3 separate regions of the Homo sapiens genome follow, and regions 1 and 2 are each linked to region 3. A link is a contact called in ENCODE Hi-C or POLR2A ChIA-PET data. All regions are on one chromosome and are shown on one strand. Each heading gives the region's core, a stretch centred on a gene start or an enhancer-like site at or near the end of the contact. The rest is flanking DNA. Distances are from core to core; before and after follow the strand shown. Region 1 overlaps TTC34 (tetratricopeptide repeat domain 34). Region 2 holds the start of NADK (NAD kinase). Region 3 holds the start of SKI (SKI proto-oncogene).

Evidence for each region. Hi-C counts contacts between places; a loop is a spot of excess contacts on that map. ChIA-PET counts read pairs that join two places held with the same protein, here RNA polymerase II (POLR2A). Pooled maps may share reads with other maps.
Region 1: a loop to region 3 is called in a pooled map, with 15 times the contacts of the local background. The contact joins the enhancer-like site here to the promoter of SKI in region 3. A Hi-C loop is called at or near these places in 7 of 50 pooled maps.
Region 2: a loop to region 3 is called in a pooled map, with 32 times the contacts of the local background. The contact joins the promoter of NADK here to the promoter of SKI in region 3. A Hi-C loop is called at or near these places in 1 of 37 single-sample maps with no recorded cell type and 5 of 50 pooled maps. POLR2A ChIA-PET finds 5 or more read pairs at or near these places in 2 of 52 experiments (A673 and naive thymus-derived CD8-positive, alpha-beta T cell).

The regions. Positions count from the first base shown.
Region 1 is chr1:2,640,933-2,644,046 of GRCh38, reverse strand. It overlaps TTC34 (tetratricopeptide repeat domain 34), which reads left to right. Exons shown (of 9, transcript NM_001242672.3): 9 at 2,152-3,114. The coding sequence ends at 2,679. Among named protein-coding and RNA genes, the nearest start is that of MMEL1, 9.5 kb to the right of the region's middle. Within about 2 kb of position 1,411, at least 32 of the 41 ENCODE cell types and tissues checked have a DNase peak (open chromatin) inside an H3K27ac peak, as active enhancers do.
Region 2 is chr1:1,776,865-1,779,911 of GRCh38, reverse strand. It overlaps NADK (NAD kinase), which reads left to right and starts at 1,442. Exons shown (of 12, transcript NM_023018.5): 1 at 1,442-1,623. RefSeq lists a silencer at 727-1,926.
Region 3 is chr1:2,226,833-2,229,940 of GRCh38, reverse strand. It overlaps SKI (SKI proto-oncogene), which reads right to left and starts at 1,622. Exons shown (of 7, transcript NM_003036.4): 1 at 206-1,622. The coding sequence starts at 1,174. RefSeq lists a silencer at 1,792-2,561 and an enhancer at 2,881-3,108.

The sequences.
Region 1 (3,114 bases), core at 162-2,661, 410 kb before region 3:
TATGGGAAGTATAAGCCACAGGTGACTTGGGTGCAAGAGAGGGAAGAGGACCTTGCCCTCAGGGCCAGACTGAGCCAGCCAGGGGCACCTTGCCCGGCAGGAAGCCCACCCCAAACCCATGGCAGGCCGGGAGAAGGCACGTGGGGACAAGGCAGGCTGGGAGGCCAAGAGCACAGCAGGCTTTGGGGTCCCAGAGGCAGAACTACACCCCAGTGGGGCCTGGGCAGGATTTCACCTCCTTAATGCTTCCTGACACCAGCGGGTTCTAGCACTCCGGGGCCACTTAGGAAAACAGAAACCACACTAGGAAGAACAGGGAGCTCATGGCGGAGTCGGGGCTACACCAGTGTAAGGGGCAGTTCGGTGCTGCAGAGGGGGCGCCGCTGCCCCCCCCGAGCTGAAGAGCAACGCTGAGATTGGGTTATCGGGACCTAGAGGAGGCGGCCGGGCTGGGCGGGGTGGGGTCTCAGAGCTCCCAGAGGGACTGGGCGTTTCCAAGCCAGGAGGAGGGGTCTGTGCTGGGGTCTTCGAGGTGGGAGCAGGGCCTGGCAGGGGGCGGGAAGCCTGGCTGGGGCCATGGTCCCGGAGCCCAGAGGAGGCGGCTAGATGGGGTCTCCTGAACGGGGGTCACCGAGCCCGGAGGCGGGGCTGGACGCGGGTCTCCGAGGCTGCAGAATACGGCTGGGCTGCGGCGCCAGGAGGCGGCTCCCGGCACAGGCAAGAATCTGCAGGACGCGAAATGGTTGCCTGGAGACGGGGACCCACCCGGAAATGAGCCAACAGTGGTTTCGCCCCGCTTCCTGCGCCCCGCCCCTCGGCAGGCGGCCCCCTCCGGGTGGCACTGCGCCTGCGCGGCCCGAGCCGCGGGCTCAGGGGAGTCTGGGGTCGGATTGAGCGCCCTTCCCCACTGGGGCGGCCTGGGGGCTCCCGGGGTCCGACAGCTGCTCGGGGCCTCGCCCTCCTGCTGCCATGGACCCGGCCCAAATGTGCGGGTCCTGCGCGGGCCGAGGCTTCACTACCACCCCGGGCCGTGAACTACGGGTCGGGGTCAGGTGCCTCCGCCCGGAGAGGGGCGGTCCCGCGGGCCGCACCGCAGGCGAGGGACGGGGTTTCGAGCCCCTGCCCTGCTCAGCGCCGCTCACAGCTGGCAGAAGAGGCCACACTGTGCCCTGCGGGAGCCCAGCAGCAAAGCCGGGGCCGTGGGACCCCCTCGCTCCCTGCACGGACCCCGGGCGTGGGCCTCGGCTTCGCCCCGTGCGGCCAAGCCTGGCGGGGTCCTGGGTGCGCTGCGCCCCCCGGGGGAGGTAGCGTCGAGGACCGCCGGGCTGCTGGAAGAGAGGCAGCGCCAGCGAGAAAGGCGGGGCCTGCACCTTGGCGTGTTCCTCAGGCAGCGGGGAACCCCTGCAGATTCTTGAGCGGAGGAGGAGCCCAGCGAGGCGAGCGGATTTCTGGTCGTGGTTGACTCTGTGAAAAAACTGGGTCAGAGATGAGGCGATTGGGCCTGGGTGGGCTCAGGAAAGTGCCCGGGAGGAGTGGGGGGGGCAGGCAGGCCTGGCCAGCAGCAGCCCACAGCACAGGCTGTGCCCTCCGTCCAGCAGCCCCAGGGAGAGGGGCTAGGGTGCACGTGCTCAGAGGCCTGGAGCAGCCTTCAGAAGGTGGGCAGAGTGGAAGGGCTGGGCAGCAGCCCCCTCAGAGGGCCCGATGGAGAGGTGACTTGGCCCAGAGGGACCGAGGGAGGAGGCCGGTGTGGTCACCCAGTCAAGGGAACCTGGGCCCAGCCGGTGGGGCGGTAGGGCTGCCAGGAGGGGACCATGAGGAGGTAAATCCAGGTCCCTGATCCGAGGCCCAGGGAGAAGAGCAGTGGGCAAGGATGCCAGGCCTTGGGCCAAGGGTCGGAACAGCACTTTGGCAGGTTCCAGGGCAGTGGGAATTGCAGGGAGGGGTCCTCTACCCTGGGTCCCCCTTCCTGCCCTTGCCCATGGTCAGCCAGCCCCTCCAGAAGCAGCGGGCAGCTCCTGTGCAGCCCAGGGCCCCGCCATCCCCAGGGAGCCAGCAGAAGCTGGCTGTGCAGAGGACCTCTGCAGGGCAGGGGCGGCCGGGCTTTTGGGGCTGACCCCACTCTCCCTGCCTCTCTCTGTGTCCTCTGTGCAGGCGGCGGCCCAGGAAGCCGGCACCCTCCTGGACGCAGGGCAACCCAGGCAGGCGCTGGGCTACTGTTCGCTGTCTGTCCTGGCCAGTGGCAGCAGTGCCTGTCACCTGCGTCTGCGGGCCACCTGCCTGGCCGAGTTGCAGGAGTTTGGCCGGGCCCTTAGGGACCTGGACCATGTGCTCCAGGAGGCGCTGGGGGATGGTGACCTCCCAAGGCGGGCAGAGGACTTCTGCCGTCAGGGTCGCCTGCTGCTGAGCCTGGGGGATGAGGCGGCGGCCGCAGGGGCCTTTGCCCAGGCCCTGAAGCTGGCGCCCTCCTTGGCCCAGAACAGCCTGTGCAGGCAGCCAGGCCGGGCCCCCACTGCACGCATGTTCCTTCTCCGCGGGCAGTGCTGCCTGGAGGAGCAGCGTCACGCAGAGGCCTGGACGGCGGTAGAGAGCGGCCTCCTGGTGGACCCCGACCACCGTGGCCTGAAGAGACTGAAGGCCAGAATCCGGAGGGAGGCATCCTCAGGCTGCTGGCTACAGTGACTGGGCCTGACCCTCTCCCAGCCCTAATCACGGGGCCACCCTAGCATCTGCACCTGATGTCCAGGCCCAGGGGTGTACCCAGCTCCCTAAATCGGGGAGGTACCTGCCCTGCCCTCTCCACACCCCCTTCCCAGCCCTCCCCACACACCCCTTCCCAACCCTCCCCACAACCCCCCTTCCCAACCCTCCCCACAGCCCCCCTTCCCACCCTCCCCACACACCCCTTCCCAGCCCTCCCCCTTCCCAGCCCTCCCCACACCACCTTCCCAGCCCTCCCCATACCTCCCTTCCCAGCCCTCCCCATACCTCCCTTCCCAGCCCTCCCCACACCCCCCTTCCCTGCCCTCCCCACACCCCGCTTCCCTGCCCCAGCATGAGTCAGTGTTGGACAGCCAGCCTCACACCTCTGCCTTGGGAAGGACAGGGGACAGCTTC
Region 2 (3,047 bases), core at 193-2,692, 450 kb after region 3:
AGAGCAGGTATGCGGGTGTGGGGAAGGGCTGCAGAGGACTCAGGTCCACACCGACCCTGGGCCAGGTGATCACACAGAAAGTATAGACAGGGACTGAACCTCAGAAAACAATGGCTGGGCCAGGTGCAGTGGCTTACGCCTATAATCCTAGTACTTTGGGAGGCCGAGGCGGGTGAAGTTTGAGACCCAGCCTGGGCAAAATGGTAAAACCTCATCTCTACACACACACACACACACACACACAAATATATATATATATGAATGAAGTAGTCGAGTGTGGCGGGACCTACTTGTAGTCCCAACTACTAGGGAAGCTGAAGTGGAAGGATCGCTTGCACCTGAGAGGTCAAGGCTGCAGTGAGCCGTGAGCCCGCCACTGGACTCCGGCCTGGGGGACGAATGAGACACTATCTCAGAAAAACAAAACAATGTCTGGCACCTGGGGGACCAGCAGGTTAGAGCAGCTGGTCGTGCATTGCCAGTTTACCTGACAGTGACTCGAGAGCTGAGAACTGGGTATAGGGCACATTATTGGGATATTTGAGGCCTGAAGGCGCTGATGAGCAGCCACCAGTTCAGCAAGTGCGGGCTGGGTGGGACCCGCAGTTCCAACAAACACTACAAAGTCCGCTCCTGTGGCTTTGGCCTCCTCCCCCAACTCCCCGAGTCCTCCAGCCTGTGGGGTGCGCAAAACACGGCTCCCTGGTCCCCCTAGAGGTGCCCCAGGCCACCGGGTCCTCCCTCCACTGCCAGCCTTGGGATCCCAAGCGTAGACCTCTGAGGACGTTCGTGGGCGTGCAAGGCGCACCTGGCCGCTAGAGGTGGGCGTGAGGCCGATCGCGGTTCCCCCAGGCGCAGGGCCGCCCTCCCAGCCCCGACGGACAGCCCCGAGGGAGCGCAGCGCTGCCGCAGCTGCTCTAAGTTTCGGTTCCCAAATCCGGCTCGGCCCACACCGTGTCACAGCCCGGTAATTAGGGAAGCGGCGGCGGGCGGGGCCAGCTCTCGCGGGGCACCTGCACTCCCCTGAGCCGGCCCACGTGGTCCGGGAGGTCCCGCCCGCGGTGGCGGTGAGTTGGGGGCGGGACGCCGGGCTGGGATCACAATGTCGGGGGCGCCTAGGCGTAGACGTGGCGGGCGGACCCGGGGGCGCCCTCCGGACGCGGCAGGTGAGTGGGGACGGGAGCCGGGGGCCGCCCTCCTCGGGGCGCCGACCCCCGCCTACCCGAGTCGCGGACGCCCGCCCCTGTCCCCGCTGCCCGCCTCCACTCCCTGGTCACTGCTCTCCACCGCGATTCGCCCCTCTTCCCCACCGCCCGCCTCTTTCCCGCCACGCCCGCCGCCTCCCGCCCGCGCGGGGTGTCCCGGCGCCGGTGGGACCCGGCAGACGCGCGGGACGCCCCACGTGCGCGGCAGCGCGCATGCGTGGCGGGTGCGCCTGCGCAGTGGGCGGGCGCGGCGCATTGCTGCTCGGCGGCGCCGGCGCCGGGGTCCGGGCGGCCATGGGGCAACAGGCGGCCAGGGCGCCAAGGGCCAGGTAGCGACGGCTGGCGGCGGCGCGGCGGCGGGGCCTGCGGGCTCGGTCCGGCATGTAGACGCCCCCGCAGGCGCCCGCGGCAGCGAACGGTGAGTGAGCAGACCCGGCCTGCCGTCCGCCTGGGGTCGCCCGCTGCCTGGGGTCATCGCTGCCCGCGAGCGCGCGGCCAGGCGGGGAGACACCAGGCCGGCCCTGCCCATCTGGCCTGCTGAGGAGGCCGTGGAAGTGCTGACGGGCCACCGCTCCGTCCCGAATGGGGCACCAGCACGGCCCAGGGCGAGGCTCGGCCTTGGGGACGGGTCTGAGGGAGGCCGCTGTCCGGCCTGGCTCTCCCGGGCGGGGAAGGTGGGGCCGTCCAGCCCGGACCGCGCTTGTCAGTCGCCTCTGCTTGGGCGGCCAGGTCCTCGGTGTCCGGCCTTCCGTGGGTGGTTTCAGCAAGCAGGAGGGGTCTTTGACTCGTGAAAGCTTAGAGGGGCCCAAACCTAGTGGGAAAGTATGAATAAAAGATTCTATACAGCAGTATTGGCATGGAATTCTCTAAAAACACATCTCTGATTTAGTGCCCAGTACTTGCCAGAAAATTCCAATAGTCTATGGTGATGTTCCTACAGGCGGCTGCCATCCAGTAGGTCAGATGTCAGCACCGGCCTTGAGCTCTAGGTCGTCGTTTTTTTTCTTAATTGTGGGAACAGGGCGTGCCCAGCTCCGAAGGCCTGGTGGAGTTTTCCTTCCCAGGCCAAGGACCACCCCCACCCTCCCATCCCTCCTCCCCAAGCAATGAGATTCCTTTTGGCTTCGATTCCGAGTAACAAGTTATTTTTCCTTTCTTGTTTTGGAACACACTAAGTTTTACATTCAAAAGTTCATTATTCTTGGCTCTTGATGGGAATACATTTCAAAACTCTTCTCTTCTTGTGTTCCATGTCTCTCTGACAGCCTTAGTTGGCCTGAAACTGACATGTTTGCCTTAATAAGTTTTTTTTTCCTCCTGATGTCATCTTGTCTAAGAAGCTAGTTACTTTAACACCTTGTTAGATAATTCCCTTCAAGTACTTATTCCCCTGAACATTGTCCTCTCAAGCCTCTGGAAATTTCCTGTCCCCTTGGAACTTCTCTGTAAGGCCTGTTTGCTCTCAGCAGTGACTTCACTGGGACTTTTGCAGCCACTTTATGGTGTTAGCACGCTGATTCCAAGCTACTTGAGGAATCACAGGTGCCACCGCAGTACCCAACAAAATAGCTTCATCATTTGGAGGTGTCCTCTCGAGATGTTTCTGTGTGTATATGTGTGTGTATGTTAGAAACAGGGCCTCACTCTGTCCTCCAGGCGTGTTTATGGTGGCATGATTATAGCTCACTGTAACCTCAAATTCCTGGGCTCAATTGATCCTCCCACCTCAGCCTCCTGAGTAGCTGGGATTACAGGCCTGCACCACCACACCTAGCTGATTTATAAAATTTTTTGTAGAGATAGAGTCTCACTGTGTTGTCCAGGCTAGTCTCAACCTCCTGG
Region 3 (3,108 bases), core at 373-2,872:
GGGAACGGGCAGGAGGGCCTTCCTACCAAACTCTCTGGCCCTGCCAGTCGGAACACTCTGAATTTCCCTAAAACAAAGCGAAGACTGGAGACATGGGGCACGGCAGAAGCACAGGTCCCAGCCTTCGGAGACCAGAGCCTGTAGTCCAGAAGGGGCCCCCACCCCAAGCGCATCCTCCCCAGCTCCCAGGCCTGGGGCCACTCACCCGGGGCACCCGCCGCTTGTACTTGTTGCCATAGTCGAATTTCTCCTTCACGTCGTCCAGGCAGCGGCCGAGGCGCGCCTGCTCCTCCTTGCCCGTGTAATCCTGGCTCAGCAGGATGTAGGCCCGCCAGTTGGCCGAGTCGAAGCCCCAGTGGCAGGTCCGGTTCTCCAGGGCCTTGTGCGAGTGCACCACGAACTTGTGCGGCGGGTACATGAGGCGGCAGTCCAGGCACTGGATGCAGGCGGCGCTCGGGCTGCTGTAGAGCTCGGGCACCAGCAGCCCCTTACACTTGCCGAAGCACTCGTGGTACACGCGGACGCTGCGCTCGCTGAGCTCCAGGCCCAGCGCCAGGCTGGCGGCCAGCTCCTTCTTGCAGGGCGGCGGGTAGGCGCCGCCGTAGAGCAGCGCGTTGCACAGGCGCTCGGCGTCCGTCTTGGTGATGAGCCCGCACGAGGGCGCCGAGAAGGGCAGGATGCCCATGACTTTGAGGATCTCCAGCTGGTCGGCCGTGCAGCGCGAGCAGTAGATGTGGAGCTCGTCGCACACCGCGTTGATCTGCTGCAGCGAGAAGTCGCGCAGCACCGAGTTGAGAATCTGCGGCAGACACAGGCGCTTCTCGCCTCCCACCACGAAGCACGAGATGGTCTCGCCTTCCAGTACGGTCTCGCAGCGCTCGGTGGAGCGGTCGGACGGCATGAAGAAGGGCCCGGGCAGCACGGGCGGCGGCGGCTGGATGGCGGGCAGGTGCAGCACGGGCGGCGGCTCGGTGGCTGCGGGCACCGGCGCCGGCACCGCGGCCGCGCCCGCCTCCTTGGCGCTCTCCTTCTTGTAGGCCTCCTGCGCCCAGCGCGCCGAGAAAGCGGCCGGGCCGCCCAGCGAGCTCATGGAGCTCAGGTGGAACTGCTCCAGCGTCTTCTGCAGCCCCGGGTGCGGCTGGAAACAGCCGCGGCCGCCTGCCGCCGCCTCCATGGTGCGCTCCGGCTCCCCCGGCCGCTCCCGCTCCCGCGCGCCCGGGCCCCCCCGGCCCCCGCCGCCGCCCCGCGCGCCCCGGCGGCGCCCGCGGCCCCGACCCCGGCCGCCCCCCGCCGCCGGCTCACGGCCGATCACGGCCGCGGCCTCGCCCGGGGGCGCGAAGGGGAAGGCGGGCGGGGCGAAGGGGTCCCGCCGCTGGAGCCCGCCGCCGCCCGGGCCCGGCGCCACATCCACGCGCCCCGCGCCGCGCCCGCCGCCGCCCGGGCCCCCCGCGCGTCCCCCGCGCGCCCCCCGGGCTCTAGGCGCGGGGCATGCCCCGGCGCGCGCCGCCAACGCCAACGCCAACGCTCGCGGGCCCGGGGCTCGCGGGGGGCGCGCGGGCAGGTGCCGGCGCCGCGAGGCGCGAATCGCCGCGGCGGCCGAGGCCGAGGGGCCCGGGAGGAGCGGGGGCGCGGGCGCGGGGCCCGCCGGGCCGTCCTCGCGCGGCGCGCCGCCGCCGCCCCGCTCCTCCCACCGCGAGGCGCCCGCCCGGCTCGTCCCGGCGGCGCTGGCCGGCCGCGTCGCGCCCGCCGCCGGCCCCCGGCCCGCCCGCCCGCCGGCTCCGCGGCCCGCCCGCCCGGCTTCCGGGGCGGCGGAGGCGCCTCTCGCCCGCGGCCCTCAGAGCGCGGCGGCGGCGCGGGGCTCGGGGCGCTCGGCGCACATCCTCCCGGCGGCTCGCTCCGGCTCGGACTGAGCGCCCGGCGCTGAGCTCACGCCGCCGCCGCGCCGCCCCGCCCCGCGCCGCCCGCTCCGCCCCGCGCCGGCCCCGCCCCCCGCGCTGTTTGTTGCCGTGCGTCCGCCTCAGCCCTAGCGCTGGCCAAGAATGTGACCCGCTCCCCAGCCGGGCTCTTCCAGGAACGCGCGCTCCCCGCCCGGACTCGGCCGCGCTCGGCTCCGCTCGCCCGGGACTCGGCCACGCTCGGACCCGCCCTGCCATGACTCGGCTCCGCTCGGCCGGGACTCGGCTACGCTCGGCCATGCTCGACTCCGCTCGGCCCCGCTCGGCCCCGCCCGCCGAGGGCCGCTGGGCGCGGGCGGAGGCGGAGGCGGCGGTGGCGCCCGGGGCCCCCCTTCCGGCCGAGGCCGCTTCCTGCGCCGCTGGGAAGGCGCCCGTCTCGCCGCCGTCGGGGCCCAGAAACCCACAGGCCCCCGCCACGACCGCAAACCAGCTGGGGGCGGCCGGGGGGCCACGCCACGCACCCGGGGTTCTCCCAGGGTGGGACACCACACAGCGGGGAGGCCCCGGACGCCTCTGGGGTCCCACACACTACCGGGACGCCACACGGTGACCTGGGGTCCCACACACGAGGGGGACAGCGGCCACGCCCAGGGACCCTGCGCCGAGACGGGCACCGCGTCGCGTGACCCTGGCGGCGCAGCCCGGCGGCCCCCGCTGCGCCGTGGCCGGTGGCTCGGTGGCCGAGTGTCCGCGGCTCCCGGCCGCGCCGGCCCCGCCCCGCCCGCCGGCCCCTGGCGGAGTGTCCCTGCTGCGCGGGCCGGGGGCTTCGGGCCTGGGAGGGGCGGCGCCCGGTGCCCCAGACGCAGCCGGTCTGCCAGCCACTCCTGCCAGGTGGCTTATCAGGACTTCGGCCCCGCGGGGCCCGGCGTTCGGGCCGGCGAGACCCCTGACCTCCGCCCCGGGGCCGTGGAGCGCTGAGACGTCTTTCGGGGTCGGATCGGCCGGCCCTCCACGCCTGGCCACGCAGTGGGAGAGACTCAAGCCTTGGCAGGGCGGGGAGCGGGAAGCCCGGGGCCCCGAAGTTGGACAGTCGGCCGGGTGGTCTCCAGGGGAGGCAGCTTCCAGCGAGGCCTGCGGGCGCAGGGACGCAATGGTGTGTTTGGGGAGGGGCAGGGCTCGGTCTGTGCTCGCCTGAGGCGGAGGGACATGCCCC